3 separate regions of the Homo sapiens genome follow, and all the other regions are linked to region 2. A link is an interaction called in ENCODE POLR2A ChIA-PET data of the cell type or tissue named here. Cell type or tissue: Panc1. All regions are shown on one strand. Links, peaks and the distances in the headings refer to the core of each region. The heading gives the core; the rest is flanking DNA.

The links. ChIA-PET counts read pairs that join two places held together with the same protein. Peaks named below come from ENCODE experiments on the same cell type or tissue, not always from the same donor. Only the 100,000 strongest peaks of a DNase experiment are listed, where the experiment ranks them.
Region 1: POLR2A ChIA-PET joins it to region 2 with 5 read pairs; 2 of 35 experiments call an interaction of 5 or more read pairs at or near these places.
Region 3: POLR2A ChIA-PET joins it to region 2 with 6 read pairs; 8 of 35 experiments call an interaction of 5 or more read pairs at or near these places.

What each region holds. Positions count from the first base shown.
Region 1 is chr18:23,266,877-23,277,106 of GRCh38, forward strand. It overlaps a transcript of SLC35D4 not described here. Among named protein-coding and RNA genes, the nearest start is that of CABLES1, 140 kb to the left of the region's middle. RefSeq lists an enhancer at 407-496. In Panc1, for the core only: no CTCF peak of the experiment used is centred there; no DNase peak of the experiment used is centred there; H3K27ac peaks cover 5,838 bases.
Region 2 is chr18:23,058,995-23,069,224 of GRCh38, forward strand. No RefSeq gene overlaps it. Among named protein-coding and RNA genes, the nearest start is that of CABLES1, 71 kb to the right of the region's middle. RefSeq lists an enhancer at 8,414-8,483. In Panc1, for the core only: no CTCF peak of the experiment used is centred there; no DNase peak of the experiment used is centred there; H3K27ac peaks cover 358 bases.
Region 3 is chr18:23,110,660-23,120,889 of GRCh38, forward strand. No RefSeq gene overlaps it. Among named protein-coding and RNA genes, the nearest start is that of CABLES1, 20 kb to the right of the region's middle. In Panc1, for the core only: no CTCF peak of the experiment used is centred there; a DNase peak (open chromatin) is centred at 5,232; H3K27ac peaks cover 5,456 bases.

The sequences.
Region 1 (10,230 bases), core at 700-8,699, 210 kb after region 2:
CAGAGAGGCTCCCTCGCCGAAGCTCAGGGAGTGACTCCTGGTTCGCTGATGAGGGGCTGGTGGGCTGCCTTGCCTGCTGGTCTGTGTCCCCACCTAGCCTAGGCCCCCCACTCCAGGGCAGAGCATCCGACCAACAGACCACAGAGGTAGAGCTGTGCCCACACTCTGCCCTAAACCGCATCTGCATGGGGCCTGACCCAGAAGAAGGTGCTTGCCCTGCCGCCCCACAGTGAGAGCTCTAAACCAGAGCCTGGCTGAAAATGGGGCTGCCCCTTGCTGCTGACTTGAGGAACCGGGGGCAGTTTTGTGAGACGCGATGTGGCCTCACCTCATTCCTGGTAAGATTCAGCCACATTCTTCACTGACACCACCCTCGGTCTCTTCCGCTGTCCAGCGTGCACATGGCCTCAGGACACCACTGGGGGTTGCAGGTGAATTTCAGGGTGTCTATGACACACTGCCAAGCCCACGCTCCTCTCAAGTTCAGCTCAGACTCTATAGGCTCTTCTGAACGGGCGCTTCCTGCCCCTTCCACCTGTCCCGTGCCAGCCCTGGTGGCTCTCTAGGTTGTTCTGCACTCCCTCCACCCCGGCCCACTTCCTGCCCCCAATCTTCTCAATAGGGACTTGCTTTCCTCCCCCCAGGACACTCCTCTAGCTCTTGTTCTGTGCCACACAGTTGCTCTTCCTGCTGCCTCTGTCATGGCTCTCCGGCTGCCCACTCCCTGCACTGTCGGCCCTCAGCCAGCTTCTCCCTAAAGTGCCTCCTTCCCTTCGCCCTGACTCTGTCCCGTTCCTCTGCACCTCTGCTTCACATCTGGGGTCCCCTGCCCCATCCTCTTTCCTTCCTTAGCGCTCCCTTAGGTCCTCAGCCACTCCCTGCCTGGCTGGCTGCACTAGGGTGTCCTGTTGCCCATCTTGTCACACAGCCCCTTTTCCCCACAAGGCCTCCTCAGGCCCCTGGCACACAGGCCCGCACCATGTGCACTGAACAGAGTCCCCCTCTCAGCACACACAACATCCCATGGTTTCAATTCAACTGCAAGTCTTCTGGCCACCCGGTTTGGGAAGTCCCTACAATTCCACAGCTGTCCAGTTGGGTCATTTAGGTCCTGGGGGCCTCATTTTTGGGAGACACATTCTTTAGGGTTCCCAGAGCCCACATGCTGCAGCCATTTGGCCTCACCAAGCCATCCCAGAAAAGAGAGCAGGCCTTTTATCTTTTCCATAGTGAATAAAATAATTTGCAGGAAGTCTCTACCACACCTTTAAATCAAAGTATAAGTCCTGAACTAAAGTCAAGACACAGAGAGGAAGAATATGAGGAGAAATGGGTATTTATTATACAAACATTCCCAAATTGAAACAGTTCTGATCTGGATTCCTGTTTGCAGAAGATCTGGGCTTTGAGAGATTACTCTTGCTGCCAATAGAAGTTTCCAGAGACCAGTACTATTCAGATCAGGAGCAAATATTTGGTTGGAAAACTAAAGAAGTATTTGCTGAACATTTGTCAAAGTGCGGTCTTAGTAGGGCTAGCTGAAGCAGAATCACCTGGGGTGCCCTTTGGAAATGCAAATCCCTGGGAATTCTGGAATCTCTGAGGGTGGGGTCTAGGAATCCATATTTGCAACAAGTTCCCCAGGTGATGTTTCTCCAGTCAAGGTTCGAGAGTCACAGCCATCCAAGTGTTGAGGGGTTGTAGCAAGCAGAACATGGAAGGCAGGCAAAGATGCTGCTCCTAGCAGGGCTTCTGGAATCTGCATAAACTTGTTAAATGCAGACGCTGGGGCAGCAGGACTAGGATGGGACTAGACGTTCTAGGGACCCCGTGTTGCAGGTCCACAAATCACAGCATATTTTTAGTAGGAAGCGGCTGGAGGGTATATTTCCTTTGCATTGTCTGCCTGCTGTGCGTGTGTGTGTGCGTGTGTGTGTGTGTGTGTGTGTATACATACTACAACAATAAAGCACTTTTGCATGGCTTACTTCCCATAATGAAATATGAAGCTATTGTTTAAGTACTGACTCTAAATCTTAGCTAAACTATTGCTGCCCTCTTAGGCAGTCAGCTGGAAGTTGGCTCACAAGAGCAGTTCAGAGAAAATCTGTGGTGTCAGAGATAGTCAGATCTCCTCACCGTTCCGTGGCCCAATGAGCTTGGGCTAATTATGAAAACTTTCCAAGCTTCAGACTTTAGCTGTAAAATGAAGCTGACTCTGGGTCCTTTCTCAAAGCAGATGATGAGGGTTCCACAGATGGTGATATGGTTTGGCTGTGTCCCCACCCAAAGCTCATCTTGAATTGTAGCTCCCATAATCCCCATGTGACATGGGAGGGACCCAGTGGGAGATAATTGAATCATGGGAGTGGTTTACCCCATCCTGTTTTGGTGATAGAGTTCTCACAAGATCTGATGGTTTTATAAGGGGCTTCCCCACCTTTCCCTCTGCACTTCTCCTTCCTGCCACCATGTGAAGAACGTGTTTGCTTCCCCTTCTGCCATGATTGTAAGTTTCCTGAGGCCTCTCCAGCTATGCTGAACTGTGAGTCAATTAAACCTGTTTCCTTTATAAATTACCCACTCTTGGGCATGTCTTTATTAGCAGTGTGAGAATGGACTAATACAGTAAATTGGTACTGGTAGAGTGGGGTACTGCTATTAAGATACCGAAAAATGTGGAAGCAATTTTGGAACTGGGTAACAGGCAGAGACTGGAACAGTTTGGAGGGCTCAGAAGAAGACAGGAAGATGTGGGAATGTTAGGAGCTTCCTAGAGACGTGTTGAATGGTTTTGACCAAAATGCTGATAGTGATATGGACAATAAAGTCCAGGTTGAGGTGGTCTCAGATGGAGATGAGGAACTTGTTGGGAACTGGAATAAAGGTCACTCTTGCTATGCAAAGAGAATGGTGGCATTTTGCCCCTTCCCTAGAGATCTGTGGAACTTTGAACTTGAGAGAGATGATTTAGGGTATCTGGGAGAAGAAATTTCTAAGTGGCAAAGCATTCAAGAGGAAGCAGAGCAAAAAGTTTGGAAAATTTGCAGCCTGACGATGTGATAGAAAAGAAAACCCCATTTTCTGGAGATAAATTCAAGCTAGCTGTATAAATTTGCATAAATAACAAGGAGGCAAATGTTAATCACCAAGACAATGAGGAAAAAGTCTCCTGGGCATGTCACAAATCTTCGTGGCAGTCCCTCCCATCACAGGCCCAGAGGCCTAGGAGGAAAAAATGGTTTCCTAGGGCTGGGCCCAGGGCTCCCTGCTGTGGGGAGGCTAGGGACTTGGTGCCTTGTGTCCCAGATGCTCTAGCCATGGCTAAAAGGGGCCAAGGTACAGCTCAGGTCATGGCTTCAGAGGGTGAAAGCCCCAAGCCTTGGTAGCTTACACATGGCATTGGGTCTGCAGGTGCACAGAAGTCAAGAATTGAGGTTTGGGAACCTCCATCTAGATTTCAGAGGATATGTAGGAATGCCTGCATGTCTAGGCAAAAGTTTGCTTCAGGGGCAGAGCCCTCATGAAGAACTCTTCTAGGGCAGTGTGGATGGGAAATGTGGGGTTGGAGCCCCCACACAGAGTCCCCACTGGGGCACCGCCTAGTGGAACCATGAGAAGAGGGCCACCATCTTCCAGACCCCAGAATGGTAGATCTGCCAACAGCCTGTACTGTGCACCTGGAAAAACTGCAGACAATGCCAACCTGTGAAAGCAGCCAGGAGGGGAACTATACCCTGCAAAGCCACAGGGGCGGAGCTGCTCAAGACTGTGGGAACCCACCTCCTGCATCAGCATGCCTTGGATGAGAGACATGGAGTCAAAAGAGATTATGTGAGTAATAATAAAACTCTGGTCTCCTACACAGCCGGCTCTGTGTAAATTACTCTTTCTTTACTGCAATTCCCCAGTCTTGACAAATTGGTTCTGTCTAGGCAGTGGGCAAGATGAACGCACTGGACAGTTACAATAGGCAGAAGGGATTTGCCTTATCTCAGATGAAACTTTGGACTGTGGACTTTTGAGTTAATGCTGAAATGCCTTAAGACTTTGGAAAACTGTTGGGAAGGCATGATTGGTTTTGAAATGTGAGGACATGAGATTTGGGAGGGGCCGGGGTGGAATAATATGGTTTGTCTGTGTCCCCACCCAAATCTCATCTTGAATTGTAGCTCCTATAATCCCCACATATCACAGGAGAGACCCAGTGGCAGATAACTAAATCATGGGGGTAGGTTTTTCCCATGCTGTTCTCATGATAGTGAATAAGTCTCACAAGATCTGATGGTTTTATAAGGGGAAGTTCCCCTACAAACACTCTGTCTCATCTGCCGCCATGTGAGACATGCCTTGTTCCTCCTTTGCCTTCCACCATGATTGTAAGGCCTCCCCAGCCATGTGGAACTGTGAATTCATTAAACCTCTTTTTCTTTACAAATTACCTAGTCTTGGGTATTTTTTCATAGTAGTATGAAAATGGACTAATACAGATGGTAAATGCAAGTATACACTTGGTTCCTGACACAGTGCAGTCAGCAGGCACTAGTTGTTGGCATTAGCCCACGGTGGAAAGCCTGTGAGGGATCCTCGTCTGGGTCTGGCATTGAGGGCTGTGATACAATAAGAATTATAGCTTTGGTCTTTATCCCTGAGCATGACATAGAGCTTCTAAAACTCTTGGAATTTCCTGAGTTATAGACAGGCCTGTTGGTGTTCACAACAAGCCCCTTTCAACCACATCTGAGTTTATGTTAATGAGGTGACTCTTGGTGGGTCTCTAGATAGCTTCAGGATGGGGGCTTGGAAAGATCAAGGCATGATTAGAGTGTTGGAACTTCCAGCCCCATCTCCGACCTCTGGGGAGAGGAGAGTGGGTGAAGACTGAGTTGATCACCAAATGGCCATGGTTTGATCAATCATGCCTACATAATGACGTTTCCATTAAAAACCCAAAAGGATTGGGTTCAGAGAGCTTCCTGATAGCTAAACATGTGGAGTTTCCTGGAAGGTTTTGCACTCAGAGTGGGAATGGAAACTCTGAGGCCCCTTCTCCCATACTTTGCCCTATGTATTTCTTCCATCTGGCTGTTCATCTGGATCCTTTGCCGTATCCCCTATAATCAATGGGCAAACATAATTAAAGTGTTTCCCTAAGTTCTGTGAGCTGCTCTAGCAAATTAATTGAACACAATGAGGGGATTGTGGGAACACTGATTTATAGCAAGTTGATTGGAAGTAGTTGGTATCTGAAGTAAGGGGCAGTCTTGTGGGACTGAGCCTGCACGTGTGGGATCTGATGCTATTTCCAGGTAGATAGTGTCAGAACTGAACTGTCTGGAGGTGCCAAGCAAGTCAGGAAGGCTGCCACTGCTGTGGAGGCAACAGGTCCCTGTAGAGAGACCCCTTGCATGGAAGCCACCTATTCCTTGTCGGTCTCTTCCACCTGTAGTCCCAGCTATTCAGGAGGCTGAGGCAGGAGGATCACTTGAGCTCAGGAGTTCAAGGCTGCAGTGAGCTATGATCATGCCACTGCACTCCAGCCTGGGCAACAGAGCCAGACCCCATCTCTTAAAAATAAGTAAATATACTTATTTTTAATGGAATAAAATGGAATAAAAATAAAAATGGAAGGTGTCTGGAGTCAGATTGGTGAGTTTGGGGATGAGTAGGAGATCAGAAAATAGGGTCAGCAAGCAGAGGCTTTTTTGAGGTTTAGTTGTGAACAAGAGGAAGGAGCTAGGAAAGAAATCAGAAGCTAAGAACCAAAACCTTTTATCCTCGCACTCAGCCAGGACACAGAGAAGCGAAACCACACCTGACTGCCTACACGAACCTGACTTTGCTATACCACTGTCTTCGTTAGCATTTCTTTCCTCTTTTGGTACTGTCTCCCAACACACGGTTTGATTATTTACTATAGAAACTTCCCAATTCCTCAATGCACAGTGTCCACAGACAGTTTGCTCTTGAAGCGTTGGACCCTCTGCAGTTTCCACCAATCCTAGACTCTCGAATCCTGATGGTTACCCAGTCCTACATCCCCACATGGAAAGACCCACCTCAGACCAAACTTCCAATCTGGGATAGATTCTGCCTTTGTCTTCCTAGCTCTGAAACACTGCCCAAGCTTTGTTCTCCATGACACCGGTGAGCCGCAATCAGCCTGGTTTTATCTTGTCAATGGGTGTGCTAATGACGGGAGGAGAGCCAGCTTAGACCAACTGGATGAAGAAAGAAGCCACGTTTTTGTTTTGTTGTTGATTTTAAATGGGAAAGACTTGAGGGTGTTTCAAACCAGTAGAGAGGGAAAAGGTGAAATAGCCAACAGAGAGAGATCCCTGGGTTTCTGAGAAGGCAGGAGGAGTTGGAATCAGAATGAGCAGAATCAGAGGGATAAATGTTAAGTTGAAGAGGAAGTACTCCTCGACTGCAAAAAGAAGGAAGGAGAAGCGTAAATGTGGGCAGGTGTGTATGGATGACACTGGGACGGTGAATGAGCTCACCTGACAGCTTTCAGTCTCTTTTGAAGCAAGAGGGGAGGCCCGTCTACATGGAGGTGAGAGAAGGGCAAAAAGAGAAAGGGAGTTTGAAGAGTAAAAAGTGTTTGGATAATTGTTGTGGAGACACGGAAAGTGAACCAGCATGGGAAACTGTAACTTCCCTAGTTACAGAGAACTGAGACTGGTGCTTATGAAGGTCTAGAGAATGCAATCGCCCTGTTCTGTGACTTCCTGAATGAATGAATGAATGAATGAATGAGGACTTCTGGGGTGACTGCATATTCCACACTCACTTAGATATGGAAGCGCTAATGGATTTTAAAGTCATTCGCCTCACGGTCACATTCCATTTACTCAGTCACCGCAAGTCTCCTGCCACCTAAAGCCAGTCACTGTGGAAAGCTCTGCTTGCTGATGGTCATAAGGATAACAGTAAGGTTTACTGTCTGTTTACTGTGTGCCGGTATGCTAAGCACAACACATACATACATTACTATAATTTTTTTCCATTTAATTGTTTCAACAAACGTTTGAGAGGATTAAATTACCTTTCCATTTTTATTTTATTTTTTTTGCGACGAGGTCTCACTCTGTTACCCAGGCCAGAGTGCAGTGGCACAATCACGGCTCACTGCAGCCTCAACCTCCTCAGCTCAAGTGATCTTCCTGCCTCAGCCTCCCGAGTAGCTGGGACTACACAGGTGCACGCCACCACGCCTGGCTAGTTTTTAAATTTTTTTGTAGAGACAGGGTCTCACTCTGTTATCTATTCTGGTCACAAACTCCTCGTCTCAAGCAACCCTCCTGCTTCAGCCTCCTGAAGTGCTGGAATTATTGACATAAGCCACGGCTCCCAGCCCTACATTTCCATTGTAAAAATGGGAGAGCTGAGGCTCAATGGGCCATTCACCTCCAGCCCAGAACCACGTGCCCAGGCTGCTGAGCCCTCAGCGGTGGCAGCTGTGGACTCCCTGATCGAGGGATTGGGAAAGACCATGGATTATAAAGAGGTAGATAATTCTTGAGAAGAAAGAATCAGCTTTGCCACAGAATGAAAGTAAATTCCATGCCTTAGGACAAGGTGAGATGTACTGCCTGGTGCCCCACAGTGGGGAAAGGTGGTCAAATATTGCCTGAGTTTCCCGCCAGCCTAAAAGTCTCCATCCCCAGCCATCACATACGTGCTGGACAGGAGCCTGATCAGTGGGTCCATCCTCTCCCTGCCCCTTCCCCTATTCCCCACTGGAACTCCCATAGTCTCTGAGCCCCCTGGAGGCAGCCTCCCCACTGCCACTGCTGCCCTAGTCCACCAGGCCCCAGGTGCTGTGTCCAGTGCACGCAAGGGCCAGGGCAGCCCTGTGTTCTCCATGTGAGGGGGAAAGCCCCATCTCCCTCTCAGTCTCACATCTGATTCCAGTGCTCAGCCTCCCCCACACACTCCCTGGAAAACATCTTTAACTTAGGCCTGGAGCAGTCCCATCGCCTCAGGCCTTAGAAACACAAGTCCCTGCGGCAGGCGTGTGAATGCGGGAGTGTGTGCTTGCGAGTGTGTGCTTGTGTGTGTTTGTGAGTGTATATGTGTGCTTGTGTGTGCGCTTGTGTCTGAGTGCATGTGTGTGAGCGTGCTTGTGTATGTGTGTGCTTGTGTGTCTGCTTGTATTTTGTGTGTGAGTGTGTTTGTGTAGGTGTGCTTGTGTGTGTGTGTGCTTGTGTGCGTGCTTGTGTGTTTTTGTGTGTGCATGTGTGTGTGCTTGTGTGAGTGCTTGTGCGTGTGTGTGTGTGCAGGGTGCAGGGAGGGGCAGCAGAGGGTGGGAACTTCGCAATGTTCTGCCTTCTCCTCACTGTCTCCCTGAACTCATGCACTCACACGGCCAGGCTGCCAACAGACCTTGGGCGCCTCCAGATTTTTCTGGCCCCAGAGGACTGCTCTGATTCCAGCTTACCTCAAGCCAGAGCCTCAGCTATTGAAGCAATAATTCTAGGTGCAGCCTTGGACCTGAAACTGGGCGGGCACCTAGAGGCTACTCAAGGACCATGAACCGTGCCCTCCGGGGGTTGGTGAGACAAACCCGAGGTGATCATTCACCCCACCAGCTTCCCCATCACCTGACCGGAGGCTGAAGGGGCTTCGCGAGAACAAGCTGAACTACAGAGGCAGAGCAGGTAAATGGAGCGGGACAGGTCCTCACAGCCTCTTCAGGAGCTGGGTCAGAAAGAGTGCTGTGCTGTGCTGTGCTGTGCTGTGCTGTGCTGTGCTGTGCTGTGCTGTGCTGTGCTGTGCTTTGTTTGGGGACTTGACGTGGAAGGACACCTGTACCCCAAAGCCAAGGTCATGTAGCCCAACTCTTATAGGGGGTCAAAGGAAGTGGGATGGGGTGTTCTAGAAGGTGTAGCTCTCCCATCCCTGGTGGGCTGCTTTTCAGATGTCTAAAAACAATGCTAGGTAAGAATAAAGGGCTGAGAGACCCAAGAACAGATGTCGTGTGACTCCACTGATGTGAGGTTTCTGGAATAGGCAAATTCATACACACAGGTGGTAGAATGGTGGTGACCAGGGACAGCGAAGGAAGGAACGGGGAGTTAGTGTTCAGTGGGCTGGGGTTTCTGTTACGGATGATGAAAAGATTCCAGAAATGGATGGTGGTGATGGCTGCACAACACTGTGAACATATTTCATACCACTGAACTGTGCACTTAAAAATGGGGAAAAGGGCACCTTTTTTTTTTCTGAGATGGAGTCTCACTCTGTCGCCCAGCCTGGAGTGCAGTGGCGCAATCTCGGCTCACTGCAAGCTCCGCCTCCCGGGTTCACGCCATTCTCCTGCCTCAGCCTCCCGAGTAGCTGGGACTACAGGCACCCACCAAAACGTCCGGCTAATTTTTTTGTACTTTTAGTACAGATGGGGTTTCACCGTGTTAGCCAGGATGGTCTCGATCTTCTGACCTCGTGATCCACCCGCCTTGGCCTCCCAAAGTGCTGGGATTACAGGCTTGAGCCACCGCGCCCAGCCAGAAAAGGGCACATTTTATGTTATGTGTATTTTACCAGAATTTTGTTTTTTTTTTTTTTAGAAAAAGGAAGAAAGGACTGAGGGACCTAGAGAGGCTGTGTGGGAGAACAATAGGCCCAAGGCAGAGTGGGGCCCCAGCCTGGGGAGGAGGACATTCAAGCAGAGACTGCTGCCACCAGTGTTGTGGTGCTGGTATTTCATAGTTCTTCAGGCCTGCTATTCATAGCTCAGTCCCACCCATATGCACTTGAAGTTATTTGGAATCTAGGACTTAATTATTTTCCAGCTGGCACATACCGCCAAGTCAACCCCGGCGCTAGCCAGTCCCTGCCCGCCTATCCTCCCTGCCTCTCCTTGCTGCCTGGTTACTGAGGGAGGGACCCGCAGAGCCAGCTGCAATCCCATTCCCCTGCCTCCCCTTGCCAGGAGTGGTAGCCAAAGAGACAGGGCTGTCCCTCACTCATGCTACAGGAGCCACACGACATGCACTCTGCAGGACTCATGGAGCTCAGGGCAAGGAGATCTTCAAAAAGTCCTGCTCTGCTCCTCTTACCTTTTCTTCTCCTCTCTACCTGTCATCTAGTGCCATGATAATGCTGCAAATCGAACCACCTCAAATCTTACTGGTTTAAACTAATAGCCATTTCTTTTTTCTCATGAGTCTAGATTTTGCTGGGCAGCTCAGCTGGTCTCACCCAGGCTCACTTGTGTGTCTGCAG
Region 2 (10,230 bases), core at 1,358-9,357:
GAACATCGATTAGCCTGACCAAAAGCTGCATCCGTAGTCGTTCTTATAATTTTTGTGATTTTCCTATTTCAATTATTTTAAGAAGCAGTTTTAGAAGAGCTGCAATGACAAATAGAATAGAAATTTGGATGCACCAGTGAAAATAGTTTGTAACCAGAAAACATGAGTTTTTAAAAATATTTTACATTCTTTAGATTTTTTTAACTGAGTATTAAAGAAATACAGCTCATTGCAGAAAATACAGCAAAGTATAATAGAAAAAAATGAATCACTAATAACCCTCCTCCCACTTTGGGTATGAACGACTTTTTCACCTAAGAGGTGGAACTAAATGAATCTTCCACAATCATAAAATATTGTAAAGTGTTCTGGTGTCTGCCCTTCATTCCAAGAGTTTCTCTTCCATAGTTACAAAGCCAACAACATTTACACTTCCTAGGTCAACCTTCATCTTGGGGAGAGTTAGTAGCCTGAATAAAGTGAATGTTCAAGATCCTGTAGGAGGCTTCTGCCCAGAAACATTCTTCCAATCTGCTCCCCAGAACCAGAACTCAAGAACAACACGTGTTATTTCACAGTTATATTTGGCTAAATGTAAATTTCCAACGCCTTAAACTCATTCACGCTAAAATGTAAATAATGACTGGTGTTTTCTGAGAGAACCTGCTACTACAAGAAGAAGGGGGGACACCCCAGAACTCTAAGCATCTGAGTTTGGGAAGCAACTCACCATGGAGGAATGGTTCAGGAATGAGCCACTCTGATGCCACGCAACCCTTCTTGTTAGTGACTCTTTGAAAGCCTAAATGGGGCTTACTCTAACTTGAAACATGACGATTCTGTGAGCAAAAGCCACCTAGGGGCTGCTTGCTGTCGCCTGGGAAAGCTGGCCTGGGACACAAAAGTCAAATCACAGACATCATTTCCTTTCTACCTTCTTCTCCTTTGAAAATAGCCTCTTTTTTCCCATTTCCCAACTGTTAAAATTAATTAAAAATAGCAGTGAGACTATCAGGCCAAGTTGTCCATGTTCACACGAGAATTTCTCATCTTTCCGTAAGCATCTAGTCTTCTCACAGTTTGTTTTCATATTTGACTTAGACATGACTTTGGGGTCATTGAACCCCGAATTGATTAAATCCCTTGAATTGTCTTTGAGAAGGAGTTTTCTGTGTGTTTATTAAATAAAATTATCTGGTGTCTTTCAGATTCCTCTGCAATGAACTAATTCCCTTGTTTCTTTGGAATTCTTTGATGTCCCAAGAGCTTCTGGAACACTTTACATGAGACTTTCTTAGGTTCTTCCTTAGAAACAGGAAGTTCACAAAAAGCCCCAAACATTTATTTTAGTTCCCAAAATTGGGATGGGAGATATCTGATGCATTCTAAAAATAGCAAAAGCCCCTCAAACATTGAATTTGATCTTTACCAAAAGAGTAATAGATTTAAATTGAGTCTGAAATTTGTCCAAAACTCACGTAGTTGGATTTGGAGGCATTTTCAAACTCAACAATATTCTTGGCTCTGCTAATATTTTACCTGGGAAATTGCTTTATTTCTTCCCCTCACGGGATAAATGATTATAATAACAAACATGCCAGGTGAGGTGGCTCACGCCTGTAATCCCAGCACTTTGGGAGGCCGAGGCTGGCAGATCACCTGAGGTCAGAAGTTCAAGACCAGCCTGACCAACATGGTAAAACCTCATCTCTACTAAAAGTACCAAAATTAGCCAAGCGTGATGGTGGGAGCCTGTAATCCCAGCTACTCGGGAGGCTGAGGCAGGAGCAGCGCTTGAACCCAGGAGGTGGAAGCTGCAGTGAGCCGAGATTGCGCGATTGCACTCCAGCCTGGGCGACAGAGCGAGACTCCGTCTCTAATAAATAAATAAATATAAAAATGTAATAATAAACATCTCTGGCAATAAAAACTCACCATCCTTTGAACCATCCTATTCTCTCATTTATAAAAGGAATTAGCATATTACAGTCTATGGACCATATCCACCTTGTTGTTTGTTTTTTGTTTTGTTTTATTTTATTTATTTTTTATTTATAATAATTATTATTTTTTTGAGACAGAGTTTCGCTCTCTCACCCAGGCTGGAGTGCAGTGGCGCGATCTCCACTCACTGCCAGCTCCACCTCTCAGGTTCACACCATTCTCCTGCCTCAGCCTCCCAAGTAGCTGGGACTACAGGCGCCCGCCACCACGCCCGGCTAATTTTTTTTGTATTTTTAGTAGAGACGGGGTTTCAGCCAGGATGGTCTCGATCTCCTGACCTCGTGATCCACCCGCCTCAGCCTCCCAAAGTGCTGGCATTACAGGCGTGAGCCACCACACCCAGCCTTATTTTTAATTTTTAGAGACGGAGTCTCACTCTTGTCGCCCAGGCCAGAGTGCAGTGGCGTTATCTCAGCTCACTGCAACTTCCACCTCCCAGGTTCAAGCAATTCACCTGCCTCAGCCTGCCAAGTAGCTGGCATTACAGGCACACACCACCATGACTGGCTAATTTTTTGTATTTTTAGTAGAGACGGAGTTTCACCATGCTAGCTAGGCTGGTCTCGAACTCTTGACCTCGTGATCCACCTGCCTTAGCCTCCCAAAGTGCTAGGATTATAGTCGTGAACCACCGTGCCTGGACTCTTGTTTTTTTAAAATAATTTATTGAAGTAAAATTCACATAACATAAAATTAACTTTTTTAAAGAACAATTCAGCATTTAGTACATTCACAATCTTGTGCAATCACATCTATCTAGTTCTAAAACATTTCCATCACTACAAAGCAAAATCCAGTACTCACTAAGCAGTTTCTCATCATTCCCTTTTTCCCTTAGTCCCTGACAATAACAAATCTATTTTTTATCTCTATAATCTATTATGGATATTTCGTGTAAATAAAATCATATAACATGTGGCCTTTTGCGTGTGGCTTCTTTCACTTAGCACAATGGTTTGAAAGTTTACCCACATTGTAGTATATGTCAATACTTCATTACCTCTTATGGATAAATAATTGTATTAGTTTGTTTTCACACTGCTGATAAAGACATACCCGAAACTGGGAACAAAAAAAAGGTTTAATTACAGTTCCTTGTGGCTGGGGAGGCCTCAGAAGCATGGCAGGAGGTAAAGGCTCTTCTTACATGGTGGTGGCAAGAGAAAATGAGGAAGAAGCAAAGGCAGAAACCCCTGATAAACCCATTAGATCTTGTGAGTCTTCTTCACCATCATGAGATAGCAGGGGAAAGACCAGCCCCCATGATTCAGTTACCTCCCCCTTGGTCCCTCCCACAACATGTGGAATTCTGGGAGATAAAATTAAAGTTGAGGTTTCCATGGGGACACAGCCAAACCATATCAATAATATTATACTGTATGTGTATACAGGTTAAGCATCTCTAATCCCAAAATCCCAAATCTGAAATGCTCCAAAATCCTGAACATTTTGAGCACCATCATGACAACAAAAGTGGAAAATTCCTCACCTGACCCCTGTGATGGGCTGCAGTCAAAATACAGTAAAACTTTTGTGTCACACACAATATTTTTAAAAATACTGTATAGGGCTGGGCACGGTGGCTCACACCTGTAATCCCAGCAATTTAGGAGGCCAAGGTAGACAGATCACCTGAGGTCAGGAGTTTGAGACCAGTCTGGCCAACATGGTGAAGCCCCGTCTCTATTAAAAATACAAAAGTTAGCCGGGTGTGATGGCACATGCCTGTAATCCCAGCTACTCAGGAGACTGAGGCAGGAGAATCACTTGAACCCAGGAGGTGGAGGTTGCAGTGAGCCAAGATCGCACCACTGCACTCCAACCTGGGTGAAAAGAGCGAAACTCCACCTCAAAAAAAAATTGTATAAAATTACTTTTTGGCTATAAGGTATATATGAAACATAAATGAATTTTGTGTTTAGACTTGGGTCCTATGCCCAAGATATCTCATACTCTATATGTATATCTAAAATCTGAAAAAAAAATTGGAAATCTGAAACATGTCTGGTCTCAAGCATTTTGGATAAGGGACACTGAAGCTGCACAACAATTTGCTGATCCATTCATCCACTGACGGGCATCTGCCCTAATTCCACTTTTTAGCTATTGTAAATAGCGCTACTACTACCTGCATGTACATGGACTTGCTTGAGTCTCCATTTTCAATTCTTTGTGATATATTCACAGGAGTAGAATTGATAGGTCATACTGTAACCAAGGACTCCCATTTTTCTACAGGTGGTTTAATTATTCTTTTTTCCTTCTCTCTCTCTCTTCTTTTCTCCTTTCCCCAGCTCCCTATGTCCTACTGAGCCCTTCAAAAATGCAAACATAACCTTTCACCTCTCCCCTCACCAGACATTCCACACAGGGCAAATTATTCTGTGTTCTCCAAGACAGATCTCCCCTCCAGAGCTGACAGTCGACTTTCAGACCAAAGTGAAACTGACCCAATAGTCCCATAAACAGTTTTTTTGGATAAACATAGAAATTGACCCTTCTGGTCTTAAAGCTTGAAACTTAGGTTTGTTTTATCTGAGTTCCTTCCTCAGAAAAGGACTGGCAGAACTCTCAAAATGTATCAAAGAGCTGAAACTCACCAGATCATCTTATCTAGACAATGGGGCTCCAGTCCCCTCATTAATCATAATTGCTTCCTTACCCCTCCAGAATTCCTGTTTTCTCGCACATTGTTACATTTCTTCCCTGCTGTATAAACCCCTAATTTTAGTGGGTCAGGGAGATGGATTTGAGACTGAGCTACCATCGGCCACAGCACCCGATTAAAGCCTTCTCTCTTAGCAATACTTGTTGTCTCAGTCATTGGCTTCCCGTGTAGGAGGCCAGCAGGACCGAGACCAAATCGTTGGTGTTTTGGAAACAAAAGTATACCATGGCTAGGTGCGGTGGCTTATGTCTGTAATCCCAGTACTTTGGGAGGCCAAGGCAGGCAGATCACGAGGTCATGAGTTGGAGACCATCCTGGCCAATATGGTGAAACCCTGTCTCTACTAAAAATATAAAAATTAGCCGGGTGTGGTGGTGGACACCTGTAATTCCAGCTACTCAGGAGGCCGAGACAGGAGAATCACTTGAACTTGGGAGGTAGAGGTTGCAGTGAGCTGAGATTGTGCCACTGTACTCCAGCCTGGGCAACAGAGTGAGACTTTGTCTCAGAAAGAAAGAAAACAAAAGCATACCTGCCATGAAACTTTCACTGTCAGGGGGTTGCCTTGGAACTTTAATCCACCAAGAGGGCATATGGAAAGCATGCCCACTTGGCCACTTTCACAACTTACTTCTACCCAGGAAGGCACCAGCTCAACTGCCCCCATAAATAAGATGCCAAGTTAGGGGAACCCCTGCCCTTGCTCGTGTCTTCCCTTGCCTTATCAAAAATACCTGCTTTCTGCTCTAAAAGCAAAGTGGCACATTTAACGGCAGGACACTCTGTGCCCCTTCTCCAAGCTAGCTTCGGAATAAATTCACTTTTTTTGTGTCAGATCTCACTCGTGTTAACGAGACTGCACATTCAGAGAGCCACTAACTAGCATTTCGTTTACAATTTGGTAATTCTATGTTTAAATTTTGAGGACATGCCGAACTGTTTTCTACAGAGGTTGCACCATTTTATATCCCCTCCAGCAACATAATGAGGGTTCCAATTTCTCCACATGCTTGCCAACACCTATTTTCCTGTTTTTAAAAAAATTGTTGGGCTGGGCGCAGTGGCTCATGCCTGTAATCCCAGCACTTTGGAATCCAGCTGAGGCGGGCGGATCACGAGGTCAGGAGATGGAGACCATCCTGGCTAATATGGTGAAACCCCGTCTCTACTAAAAATACAAAAAATTAGCCGGACATGGTGGCGGGTGCCTGTAGTCCCAGCTACTCGGCAGGCTGAGGCGGGAGAATAGCGTGAACCCGGGAGGCGGAGCTTGCAGTAAGCCGAGATTCAGCCACTGCACTCCAGCCTGGGTGACAGAGTGAGACTCCATCTCAAAAAAAAAAAAAAAAAAAAAAAAAAAAGGCCAGGCGCGGTGGCTCATGCCTGTAATCCCAGCACTTTGGGAGGCTGAGGCGGGTGGATCACGAGGTCAAGAGTTCGATACCAGCCTGACCAACATGGTGAAACCCCATCTCTACTAAAAATATATATATATAAATTAGCCTGTCATGGTGGCGTGCACCTGTAATCCCAGCTACTTAAGAGGCTGAGGTAAGAGAATCGCTTGAACCCGGGAGGTGGAGGTTGCAGTAAGCTGAGATCGTGACACTGCACTTCAGCTTGGGCAACAGAGTGAGACTCCATCTCAAAAAACAAACAAAAAAATTGTTGTAGCCATCCTAGTGTCATTGCCTATTTTTATGAAGTTTTATTGGAACATAGCCATGCTGATTTGTTTGCATGTCTATGGCTGCTTTTGCTACAATGGCCAAGAGGGTATTGCCCTTAAGCCAAAAATATTTACCATCTAGCCTTTTAAGACAAAGTTTGCTGACTTCTGTTTTAAATTTGCTTTTCTTTTTAATTTGTCATTTTATGTCACAGCTCCCCAACATAAGACCAAATAATATTGCTGCAAACTAGGGTGAGTCAGCTTATTTTTAGTCTTAAATTTCCTTATCTATAAAAAAGATAGGGTCATTGATTTTCAAGTTGTCTTTTGGCTGTTTTTTTGGTTTTGTTTTTTTGTTTGTTTGTTTGTTTGAGACGGAGTCTCACTCTTGCTCGGGCTAGAGTACAGTGGTGTGATCTTGGCTCACTGCAACCTCTGCCTCCCAGGTTCAAGTGATTGTCCTGCCTCAGCCTCCCAAGTAGCTGGGATTACAGGAGCATGCCACCACGCCCAGCTAATTTTTGTATGTTTAGTAGAGACAGGGTTTTGCCATGTTAGCCAGGCTGGTCTCAAACTTCTGACCTCAGATGATCTGCCCACCTCAGCCTCTCAAAGCGCTGGGATTACAGGTATGAGCCACCATGCCCGGCCTTCTTCTGGCTGTAATAGTCTACAATGGTATTTCCAAAAATGAGTATTTTGCAGTTTATACTTTTTTATGCAGTCTATAACTTGCCCAGCTTTCTTCTGGCTTAAATTAATGGTTTCTTTCACAACTCTTTTTGATTTATTCATCATATAATCAGGGAACGGTAGCCCATTCCTAGCTCGTGTTGTTCTTTCTCTGTACTGAGCTGCAGTGATTTAGTGGGATTTTCCTAAGAAGGTATGAACAAACTATCAAGTGGAAATTCCTGGCTCTTGTAGAGAGGAAAAAGGAATCCTGTTAAAGCCGAATGGCGTCATTGATGATTTCTTAAACAGACAGCTGCGTCCAACTTAAGACCAAGTCCTCCTCCTCGTTCCTCAACCTGGAAAGGCAGGGCCAGGAAGAAAACAGACAGGAAAGGAGCGAGAGAGATCAGATTATCTAATAGTACCTCACAAAAGGAATTCCTGAAACAGAAAGCTTTTACTAATAACTTGTTCACTCCATTAGAAGGTTGTGAGGACAAACAAGATAATTATAAAAGACTTTCATCTGATATCTCTGCCAAATGTTGGGTATGGATGGATCCCCAGGGATCAGTGTAGCCCAGCGTCTCATTTTCAAAATGAAGACACAGAAGTTGTGCCTTGCCCATATTCACAGAGAGAATTGGTTGCAGAACACAGATGGGGCCCAGGTGTCCCAACTCTAATCCAGGGGAAAGAAGTCCCAGGGCAGCATCTGCTCTGGAGAGCCAAGGCAAGGGTTCTGACCAGCTTGACTAGGAACTCCTCAGGGTGAAATGCATAAGCCAGCAAGGAAGCATGGGGGAATGTTCTGCTGTTTTGCCCATCTGATACCAGAGTAAATATTGATTGCTATGGTCAGGAAAGACCGGCCTGGTCCTTATGTAACTGTTGTTAAAAGAAAAACTTCAGGACCAGGCATGGTAGCTCACGCCTATAATGCCAGCACTTTGGGAGGCCGAGGCAGGCAGATCACCTGAGGTTTGAGACCAGCTTGGTCAATATGGTGAAAACTCATCTCGACTAAAAATACAAAAATTAGCCAGGCATGGTGGTGGGCACCTGTAATCCCAGCTACTCTGGAAGCTGAGGCAGGAGAATCGCTTGAACCGTGGGAGGCAGAGGCTGCAGTGAGACGAGATTGTGCTACTGCACTCCAGCCTGGGTGACAGAGCAAGACTCCGTCTTTAAAAAAGAAAAAGAAAAACTTCAGACAAATGCAATATAACAGAGTTTATTTGAGCAATGAACAATTGGTGAATTGGGTAATCTCCCAGATCAGAATAGGTTCAGAGAGACTCTGATGTTGCTGCGTGGTTGGACAGGATTTAAGAACAAGAAAAGGAAAGTGATGTACAGGAAACGGAGGTGAGGTGTAGAAAGAGCCAGATTGGTTACAGCTTGGAGTTTGCCTTATTTGAACGGTTGGCTGCCTGTGATTGGCTGAAACTCGGTGGTTGGTATAAGAGTACATTACAGTCTGTTTACTCATCCAATTAGGTTACAGTTCACTATGCATGAAGAAACTTTTAGGCTAGACTTACAAGGAAACAGCTTCAAACTAAATTTAACACTGTTAAAAAAAAACCTGCCCATTTCTTCTTTTCTGTTTTCTTTTTCTTTTTTCTTTTTCTTTTTTTTTTTTTTGAGACTGGATCTCACTCTGTCACCTAGGCTGGAGTATAGCGGTGCGATCTTGGCTCACTGCAAACTCTGCCTTCCTGGCTCAAGGTATCCTCCCACCTCAGCCTCCTGAGTAGCTGGAACTACAGTTGCATACTACCGTTCCTGGCTAATTTTGTATTTTTTGTAGAGACAGGGTTTTGCCATGTTGCCCAGGCTGGTCTCAAACTCCTGAGCTCAAGCGATCTGCCTCCCTCACCTCTGAACGTGCTGGGACTACAGGCATGCACCACCACACCTGGCTAAAAATTTTTCTGGTTTTTTTTTTTTTTTTTTTTGGTCAAGATGGAGTCTCACCACGTTGCCCAGGCTGGTCTGGCACTCCTGGACTCAAGCAATCCACCTACCTCAGCCTCCCAAAGTGCTGGGATTGTGGGCATGAGCCACTGCACCCAGCCCTCCACACACTTTTAAACAGGCTATTTCCTCTGCTGGAAACCTCAGGTCCTATTCTTTGGCCAACTTCTATAAATCTCTCCAGTCCCAAGTCAGGTACCACTTCCCCAGGAAGCCTTCCCTTGAAACCGCCTTTGCAAAAATTGTAACAGTGAGAAAATCATGACAGTGAAAGAGATCGGATCTAACCAACCCCATCTTGCCTTTAACCTCCAAATTGCCCTAAATCATTCCTGAGCTCACGCCAAACTAACTGTGGGAGACATTTAGTTTATAGCTTAAATGATAACAGCCCTTTCCCCATACCGAACCACCTTCGTAAAGCTAATGAAAGGCCGCCAGGTTAGTAGGAGGAGAGGACCCTGAATCCTGCTAAGGTGTAGACATAAACGACTGCCAGCCACTATTCTGCAGGTCACAAGATTTGCAACTTCCCCAATTACTCCTGCAGGTAACATCACTATTTTAAAACTTAAAATTGGCCTTTTGAAATGTCTTTTCAGGACCAGTGGCTCCACCCAGACCCACCAAGGGGTCCTGTGGCCCCACCTAGAATAAGATTCCCTGGCCTGTCAAACTATCCTTGAAAAACCTTGGCCTCCAAATCTTCAGGGAGATTGATTTGAATAATAACTTCATCTCCCACGTGGTGTGGCCGGCCTCATGTCAATTAAACTCTGTCTTTATTGCAACGCCATGGTCTCCGTGAATTGGTTTTGTCTGCAGTGGGCAGGAAGAACCCATGGGGTGGTTGCGCCCTGACCCATGCCCTGCCTTCCTTTAACCATAGCGTTTATCATATCTAACATGCTTTTCCATGTGCTTGTCTTCCTTCACAACATAAATCAAAAAGTGACAGGCAAATCTCAATTGATTTTGAAGTTTATTTTGCCAAGGTTGAGGATACGCCCAGGAAAAAGAAATACAAGTCACAGGAGAATCTGTGTCCCATGCTTTTTCCAGAGGGTTTTGAGGACTTCAGTATCTAAAGGGGAAAGAGGAAGCAGGAGGGAAAGGAGGGGGTGGGGGGGAAGAGGGTAAAAAAGGAGAAGGGGGGGAAAAAGAGGTTGGGCAATGAGGCAAGTGGTCACATTCTTGTGAGGCTCTGCCTAGCTCTCAGTGAATCTACACT
Region 3 (10,230 bases), core at 1,017-9,016, 51 kb after region 2:
TGATTTTCTTTCTTATGGAGTTAAATCTTCTTTTGTTTGTTTGAGATGGAGTCTTACTCTGTTGCCCAGGCTGGAGTGCAGTGGTGCAATCTCAGCTCACTGCAACCTCCAAACTCTCGGGTTCAAGCGATTCTCCTGCCTCAGCTCCTGAGTAGCTGGGACTACAGGTGCACACCACCATGCCCGGCAAATTTTTGTAGTTGTAGTAGAGATGAGGTTTCACCATGTTGGCCAGGCTGGTCTCGAACTCCTGACCTCAGGCTATCCACCAGCCTCGGCCTCCCAAAGTGCTGGGATTACAGGCATGAGCCACTGCGCCTGGTCACTTATGGAATTAAATCTTTTTGGATGGTGTGGTATATTGTATTTTCCAAGGGTGGCTGCACGAATATATATTCCACTCTAGATTCTTTTCTTAGAATGTGACCTTAGCAGGCCTCATTAAGAGGTAGAGTTTGTGTTCCCTCCCCTTGAACTTGGGTGGAACTTTGTAACTGCCTCAACCAATAGAATGTGGCAGAAGTGACATCCGAGGCTCAGTCCTAGAAAGCAACGTGGTTCTGGGGGACTCTCTTGCTTTCTCTTGGGATGCTTCTTCTCTGAACCCAGCCACCATATTGTGAGGAAGTCCAGGCCACACGGAGAAGCTAGATGTGGATGTTCTGACCAAGAGCCCCAGCTAGATTCCCAGACAATCACCAGACAGGTAAGCAAGGAGGGCTTGGGGCTTGTGATGTAACTGACATCTTGAAACGATCATTGTGGCTTCTGGAGACTTGATTGTGGGGAAGGGAACTGCAGACCAGGAGTGGAAGCAGGGAGACCAGAGAGGACTCTGTAGAGTGTCCAGGAGAGAGATGATGTGGTTTGGATTAAGGTTAAACCCGTGGCATAGGTGAAAAGTGCTCCTATATGGGAAATGTTTTGAAGATGGAGGGCACAGGACTTGCTGATGGACTGAATGGAGGGTGAGGGAAAGAGAGAACTTACTGACAATGTCTAGATTTCTGGCCTGGGCAATTGGGTATCAGATAAGTGATGAAATCACTTACTGAGATGAGGATGCCTGAGAGATGAGCAGCTTAAGATCAGCTTCACCTGAGCAAGTTCTGTGAGAAGCTTCTTAAATCTCCGTCTCTACTAAAAATACAAAACTTGGGCCGGGCACGGTGGCTTACGCCTATAATCCCAGCACTTTGGGAGGCCAAGGCGGGTGGATCACGAGGTCAGGAGATCGAGACCATCCTAGCTAACACGGTGAAACCCTGTCTCTACTGAAAGTACAGAAAATTAGCCGGGCGCGGTCATGGGCACCTGTAGTCCCAGCTACTCGGGAGGCTGAGGCAGGAGAATGGTGTGAACCCAAGAGGCGGAGCTTGCAGTGAGCCAAGATCGTGCCACTGCACTCCAGCCTGGGTGACAGAGCGAGACTCTGTCTCAAAAAAAAAAAAAAATACAAAACTTAGCTGGACATGGTGGCGCATGCCTGTAGTCCCAGCCAGTTGGGAGGGTAAGGCAGGAGAATTGCTTGAACTGGGGAGGCAGTGGTTGCAGTGAGCCGAGATCGCGCCACTGCACTCCAGCTTGGTGACAGAGTGAGACTCCGTCTCAAAAAAAAAAAAAAAACAACCCCAAACTTAGCTTAAACCAGCTATTTCATTTGCCCACCAGTTTGGTGGGCTGGGAATCCAGGGCAGGGCACAGAAGAAATGGTTAGTCTCTACTCCACAGTTTCTGGGACTTTAGCTTGGAAGACTCAAGGATTGGAGGCAACATGAGAGCTGGGACTGGAATCATCTGGAAGCATCTTTACCCACAGATATGGCTGGTTATTCACTGGAACCTCAGCACAGGCTGTCAACTGGGATACTTACAGTGCCCTCCCCATGAGGGTTGGGCTTCCTTCCAGTATGGCAGCCTTTGGGAGTTGGACGACTTACATGGCAGCTTTCCTAACCTAGCCTTGGAAGTCACATAGCATCATCTCTACCCCCTTCTGTTGGTGACAAGAGAGTCACAAGTCTGCCTAGATTGAAGACCCCTTCTCTCTGTGGAAGGAGTGTGGAGGTCATATTGGAGAAGAGCTTATAGAATGGGAGATACTGTTGGGACCAACTCTGGAAGACAGAATCTGTCACAGCTCATAGAGCCTTGTCATTGGATGAGATACTTAGGAAGCGAGTGTAGACAGGAGAAGTCCTGGACTGGCCTGGGGACACTCAACATTTGGAGACTGAGAGGAGGAGGGTCAGTGGGCAGAGGGAAACCTGGAGCAAAAGACACTTCTTGCAGTGACTGCTACTTCCTGCTGAAGTTCCTTAGGGAATGGGGTCAGGATAGGTTCCTCTCTCCTTTCCCCATTGTGTGTATATGTGTCTGTGTGGTAAAATATACATAGCATGACATTTACCATCTTAGCAATTTTTTATTTTATTTTGTGAGACAGAGTCTCACTCTGTCGCCCAGGCTGGAGTGCAGTGGTGCAATCTCAGCTCACTGCAACCTCCGCCTCCTGGGTTCAAACGATTCTCCTGCCTCAGCCTCCTGAGTAGCTGGGACTAGCTAATTAGCCACCACACCTAGCTAATTTTTATATTTTTAGTAGAGACAGGGTTTCACCATGTTCGCCAGGCTGGTCTCAAATTCCTGACCTCAGGTGATCTGCACACCTCAGCCTCCCAAAGTGCTGGGATTATAGGAGTGAGTCCCTGAGCCCGCCACCATCTTAGCAATTTTTAAGGTACAGTTAGTTGAGTGGCATTAAGTACATTCACATTGTTGTGCAACCATCACTACCACCCATCTCCATAGCTCTTTTCATCTTGTAAAACTGAAATTGTACGTTAAACACTAACTCCCCTTCCCTCCTCCCCCCAGCCCCTGGCTACCACCACTCTGTCTCTATGATTCTGATGACTCTAAGTACCTCATACAAGTGGAATCACAGTGTATTTGTCTTTCCATGACTGGCTTACTTCACTTAGCATAATGTCCTCAAGACAGGACAGGTCTTGCCTCAGCTGCAAGCTGGTGCCAGAACCAGCCATCCCTGGTTCTGGGACGTCCATGGGCATGGCCTGGGGGCTCACTTGAGCAAAATTCCATGGCCCCACGAAGACAACCAGAGTCCCCCGTACCTCTCCATCCCGCACAGGCTCAGTCTTCCAAAACACTGCGGTGTGGGAGGGGGTTGCCTCAGTCCAGTCAAAACCCATTTTTTTAGAAAACCATTTATGCCGCTTCTTTAAGAGCTAAAGAATCCTCCAATTTACTCAACTCTAAAAAAAACCTTAACACCCAAACAGTAGCATCTGGACATAAATTTAACTAGATTTCAGAGTTTTCTCTAAGAATAGTTGGTGAATGTTGCTTTACGTCTTGGAGAATTTCCTAAACTAAGAGAGTCCAAAGATAAGGATTATTTCACTTCCAGGAAACAAAACTGCCATTTAGGTCCCTAAATGGCAGATCCCAGGTAACAGTACAAAACAAGTCTCTCTTTACAAAGCCCCTGCTATTGTAGTTAAAATAAACAGTCCATGTGTTAGAGTTGGAAATTCTATTGTTATATAGATATCTTGCTGAAATGGGTTCTGACCCCTACAAAGAGTTCTCAAGAATGAAACACGTGATGTTCCTTTAATGTTGTTTTTGCTCATGCAAATGACATCCTATTACACCCACGGATGCTTAACTACTAAGTTAAAACAACTACATGGCAATTTTGATCACTCCAGAGTCCCCTCACTGTTTTGTGGTTTTATGTAATTCGCATATTGTGTACAAAAAGACTTGACCTGGAGCCGGCAGCAAGAAATGTGTAATTAGAAACACTTCCCGAGGAAATTAGGTGACAAGTGAAGGCTTGAGGATTTCCGAGGGAGCCTGGAGCTGCAGATATTCATTATGGGTACTTAAGAGGCACAGCTGCCTCTGCTGAAAACCATGTCAAATGCCGTCCGCTGGATGCCAGCGTGGAGGCCAGCCCAGAGCCAGAGATGGTGGCTATGGCAACACGCTACTCCATTTTTAAACTTTTCATTACCTAAAAGGAAATTGCTTAGGCTGTTTTTCTTTTTTTCCTTTTTCTCCCTACCAATTTCAGAGTTTGTACCAGCAGTGAATAGCCTCCAGGTCTAACATTTCCTGGGTAATGAGTGACTAGCTGGGTGAAGTGCTTTTGGCCTTACCTCCAGCCTTGGCAACTCCAGCCAGTTATTAATTGCTGCACCGGGAAACACTTTCCAATCAAGCTATTATTTAATCAAAATAAAAGAAAACGAACTATTATTGCTGTCAACAGCAATGAGCAACTCTCCGCAGGAGTCTAAATGGGAACTGTGGAGGTTTTCACTGGAAGAAGTGTTCCTCTGGGGGTCAGATAAGCAGGGCAACGTGAAGTTGCGTGGAGTACCCTTGGGAACTGGTTCTTGTGGGAGGAGAGAATGTTGAACCAGCAGGAAGACGCAGAGAGATTACACACACCCTGTCCTAGATCTCAGTCATTCATGGTCAGTTAACCTGTAACCTTGCTGTTAAGCCAGTGCCCCAAATGCTTCTGTGGGAGTGTCTGCAGGGGAAAAGACAGTCCATAGAAGCATTTGGGCTGCTTCTATAAGCAATAAATAGTAAAACCTGTAACCACCATAATAACCACACTTCCTGAGTACCCCCAATGTGCCAGGCAGGCACTGTGCCCCCAGGTTTATACTCAGATCTCAAGAGTTCCCCACATTGCCACTGTGGGGAGAGTATAGTCACGATCCCTCTTTCACAGGGACACTGAGTCCGAGAGAGATGAACTTGGCCAAGACCCACCACACCCTGGTGTGAATAGCAGAGCCGGGGCTTGACTTCTAGTCTCTGCATCGAGCAGTTGCTTTTTTTTTTTCTTTAAGTGACAATATAAACATAACATAAAAGTGACCATCTTAACCATTTTTAAGTGGATAGTTCTGTGGCAGTAAGTACATTGACATTGTATGCAACTATCACCACCAACCATCTCTAGAACTTTTTCATATCCCCAGCTGAAACTCTGTACCCATTAAACACTAACTCCTCATTCCCTCCTTCCCCAAGCCCCTGGCAACCACTATTCTGTCTCTAACAGCGTGATGATTCCATGGACCTCACATGAGTGAATCATACACTATTTGTCCTTTGGTGACTGGCTTGTTTCACTGAGCGTAACGTCCTCAGGGTTCATCCACGTTGTAGTATGAGTCAGAATTGCCTTCCTACTTAAGGCTGAATTACATTCCATCGTTTGTATACACCACATTTTGTTTATCCATTCATCTATGGATGGACATTTGGGTTGTGCCCATGTTTTGGCTGTTGTGAATCATGCTGCTATGTTTACTTCTTCTTTTTTTTTTTTTTTTTTGAGATGGAGTTTTGCCCTTGTTATCCAGGCTGGAGTGCAGTGGCATGATCTTGGCTCATTGCAAGCTCTGCCTTCTGGGCTCCAGCGATTCTCCTGACTCAGCCTCCCGAGTAGCTGGGATTACAGATGCCCACCATCACACCCAGCTAATTGTTTGTATTTTTAGTAAAGGCGGGATTTCATCATGTTGGCCAGGCTGATCTTGAACTCCTGACTTCAGGTAATCCACCTGCCTCGGCCTCCCAAAGTGCTGGGATTACGGGTGTGAGCCACCGTGCCCGGCCGCTACGTTTAACTCTTAACCTCTAAGATTCATTGCCCCTGGGAGTAGTTGCTCTTCAAGGATAACACATGGCTCAGGGACTGCCTGTCACACCCCAACCTGAGAATCAGCAGAGACTACCACGGGGCCCATCAGGCCACTAGGCAGGTGCCACTCCCCTGGCAGGGAGAGAGGTGCCGGTGGCCACCGACCTCATAGGGTTCCACAGCTCCACACTGGCATGTTGCGGGAGGAATTTCAGTGTTCAATCCCAGGCTGTTTCTCTGAGTCTTAGGTTCTGGGATAAACAAGCTCCTTCAAGTCCAAACTGCTCAGATTAGACTTTACTGATAGATTCCACACCTGGAATCCTGCTCCGGGACTGCAGTCTCATCCTCCAGCTCCTGCAGGCTTCTTCTAAGCTGGTGGGTCTCAGCAGGGATGGGGGTGAGTGGTACTCCACACCCAGGGGACACCACCCACAGGAAGCTTTGTGGACATGTGAAGGGCATATGTGGTTGTCATAATGGTTGGGGGACACTGTTAATATTTATGTGAGGCCAGGGACTCAGGTGACCTGCAGTGTGTGAGGCAGTCACCCACAACAAAGAATTGTCCTGCATCCTGAACCAATTTCAAACAACCCATTAACATTTGTCTCCTAAGCTGTGTGACCTAAGTGCCACCTGCCTCCCCGGTTCCTCTCCCTCCCCTCTCATGCTTAAAGATAAGCCATTTTTGGGCCGGGCACGGTGGCTCACGCCGGTAATCTCAACACTTTGGGTGGCCGAGGCAGGCGGATCACAAGGTCAGGAGTTTGAGACCAGCCTGATCAATATTGTGAAACCCCATCTCTACTAAAAATACAAAAATTAGCCAGGCATGATGGCAGGTGCCTGTAATTCTAGCTATTCAGGAGGCTGAGGCAGGAGAATCGCTTTAACCCAGGAGGTGGAGGTTGCAGTGAGCCGAGATCATGCCATTGCACTCCAGCCTGGGCAACAGAGTGAGATCCCGTCTCAAAAAAAAAAATGCCTACTGTTTTCTCTGCCTAAAATGCCTACTTTTCCCTTTTGTCCAGTATGTGAGGGTTTGTCTTTCTTTCTTTCTTTCCTTCCTTCCTTCCTTTCTTTCTTTCCTTTTTTTTTTTTTTTTCAGACAGAGTCTCATTCTGTCACCCAGGCTAGTGCAGTGGCGTGATTTCGGCTCACTCTAACCTCTGCCTCCCAGGTGCAAGCGATTCCCGTCTCAGCCTCCTGACTAGCTGGGATTACAGGCACGCACCACCATGCCCAGCTAATTTTTGTATTTTTAGTAGAGACGGGGTTTCACCATGTTGGCCTGGCTGGTCTTGAACTTCTGACCTCAGGTGATCCACCCACCTCGGCCTCCCAAAATGCTGGGATTACAGGCATGAGTCACTGTGCCCCGTGGGATTTGTTCTTTAAGGCTCAGATTAAATGTACCTATGTACGAGACTTCCCCAGAACTTCCCAGTAGCATGTGTCAGTCCCTAAATGGGACCTCGTAGCTCTTGGTATGTTCATGCATTTCAGAAATACTTTCTTCTTTCTGAGTACCTACTATGTGCCAGGCACTAGGGTAGGCTAAGAATTTAAAGATGAATAAGACAGAGTCCTTGTCCTCAAGGAATTCCCAGGAAAGTCAGAGACAGACAGCGATCACCATGCAAGGCAACAAATGCCAAAGAGAGGAGGACTGCAGTGTGGGAGCCGTGGAGCCACGAAGAAGCCCTGGGACTCTTGGAAGACTCCACTGGGAAGAGGTGGTTTAAACTGGGTTTTGAAGAATCGAGAAGGAGAATCAGCCAAAGAAATGTGCCAAGATGCCAAGCTGAGATAATTCCATAGGGCTACAGTGTAAGAGACAGATCCAGGAAGGTGGGTCCAGGAAGGTGGCAGGGCCACATCCTGACAAGCCACTGCTGTTAATGATGAAGAGCAGGGAGCCTGTGCAGCCTTGGATTTCATGGGATAATGCCTCCTAAGGCCCTGCTTGGGACATTAGGCACTCACCCAGCCTCCTGCCCATGCCAATGGAGCAGGGGTTCCCTCCAAGTCCTGTCCCGGAATGGTTCTGTTCCCAGGGAGGATAGGAACTCGAATTTGTGGAGCAGCTACTTGATGTGCCAAACATTTGTGTTCTCTTCAGCAAGAGGATACTTGCTGGTGTGCCTGGGAGACTGTCCCAGGATAAATGGGGAGTGTCTTTCTAGAATGTTAATTGCACTCAAAGATTGGGGAGGGAAAATCAATTAGTGTAAATGGTAAATAACTTAAAACATTATTTTTACATCACATCAATAGTGGATATATTATGGAGCAGAATGCTAAAGTAACACACATTTTTCTTAATTTCATTTATCATTTGGAAAGGTAACACGAGCTCATGATACAAAATTCAAAACATGTAAGAGTTTAGAATAGGCCGGGTGTGGTGGCTCATGCCTGTAATCCCAGCACTTTGGGAGGCCGAGGCGGGCGGATCATGAGGTCAGGAGTTCAAGACCAGCCTGGGCAACATAGTGAAATCCCATCTCTACTAAAAATACAAAAATTAGCTGGGCGTGGTGGCACGTGCCTGTAGTCCCAGCTACTTGGGAGGCTGAAGCAGGAGAATTGCTTGAACCCGGGAGGCGGAGGTTGCAGTGAGCCAAGACCGGGCCATTGCGCTCCAGCCTGGGGACAGAGTGAGACTCCACTTCAGAAAAAAAAAAAAAAAAAAAAAAGTTTAGAATGAAAATTTACATTTCGGCTGGCTGGGCACAGAGGCTCACCCTTGTAATCCCAGCATTTTGGGAGGCCAAGGCAGGAGGATCACTTGAGGTCAGGAGTTCAAGACCAGCCTGGCCAACATGGCGAAACCCCGTCTCTACTAAAAATACAAAAATTAGCTGTGTGTGGTGGCACACGCCTGTAATCCTAGCTATTCTGGAGGCTGAGGCAGGAGAATCGCTTGAACCCGGGAGGCAGAGGTTGCAGGGAGTCGAGATTGAGCCACTGCACTCCAGCCTGGGAGAAAGAGCGAGACTCCGTCACACACACACACACACACACACACACACACACACACACACACACACAATTTACATTTCTGTTCTCCAGCCACCCAGCTTCACTCCCCAGAGGCAACCACTATTTCTACTTTCTTGGGTACCCTCCAAGAGATACTCTATATATAGTCTAAGTAAATACCTATGTATGTGGGGTTTTTTTAAATGCAAATGATAACATGAAATACGCACTACTCCACAGATTGCTGTTTTCAGATGACACTACATCTTGGAGATCTTTCCATAACACATTCATAGATTATTCCAGCCAGGCACAGTGGCAGGTGCCTGCAATCCCAGCTACTTGGAAGGCCGAGATGGGAGGATCAGTTGAGCTTAGGAAATTGAGGCTGCAGTGAACTCAGGAGTTCAAGTCCAACACGGGCAACATAGTGAGACTGCACAATATTTCATTGTATGAATCTGTCAGAATTTGTTAACCAGCCCTATGATGACCATTTCCAATGTCTTCCTATTACTAATGACACTACAACAAATATGATCCCGAATGTTCTTCATTTTTATGTGCTAGTATATGTGCAGGGTAAATTCCTAGAAGTGGGTCACAAGATATACCATATCGTCCGTTTGCCATCTGAAGAGATCTTCCATACTATACCATCTCAGCTGGTCTTTCCTTGCCTCTTGTTTGTTTTCTTTTGAGATGAAGTCTCGCTCTGTCGCCCAGGCTGGAGTGCAATGGCATGCTCTCGGCTCAATGCAACCTCTACCTGCCAGGTTCAAGGGATTCTCCTACCTCAGCCTCCCGAGTAGCTGGGATTACAGGTGCCCGCCGTCACACCCGGCTAATTTTTTTGTATTTTTAGTAGAGATGGGGGGTTTCACCATGTAGGTCAGAATGGTCTCGAACTCCTGACCTCAGGTAATCCGCCCGCCTTGACCTCCCAAAGTGCTGGGATTACAGGTGTGAGCTACTGTGCCCAGCCTTCCTTGCCTCTTAAGTCTATACACAGTAAACAATAGTTTTTTTCCCAATCTTTCTGACCTTTGCCAATCTGATGGGTGAAAGCTGTATCTCATTAGAGTTTATTTGCTCTTCCTGTATTACGAAAGAGGTGGAGTCTCTCTTTTATATTCAAGGGGTCTTTGTATTTCACATTCCGGGAACTGACCCTTCATATCATTCACCCATTTTTCTATTGTATTATTGGCTTTTTCTTATCAATATTTAGGATTTCTTTAAATATTAAGGGAAGACATTTTTGTGATATGAATTGCAAATTCTTCCCACCCATAATATTTGTCTTTTGATTTTGTTTTTCTGCCCCATATAATTATTTGTAATTTTTTCTTTTTGTAGCTGAATTTACTTTTGTTTTTCTGGCTTCTGAGTTCTATGTTATACTTAGAAAGGCTGCTTCTTTATCTGAAGTGATTAAAAAATATTCTAATTAATTCATTCCATCGAAAGTTTACTAAGCCCTGACTCTATGCCAAGCACTGTCTGGGTGCTGGGATTGCCAGGCTGAACAAAACAAACCATGA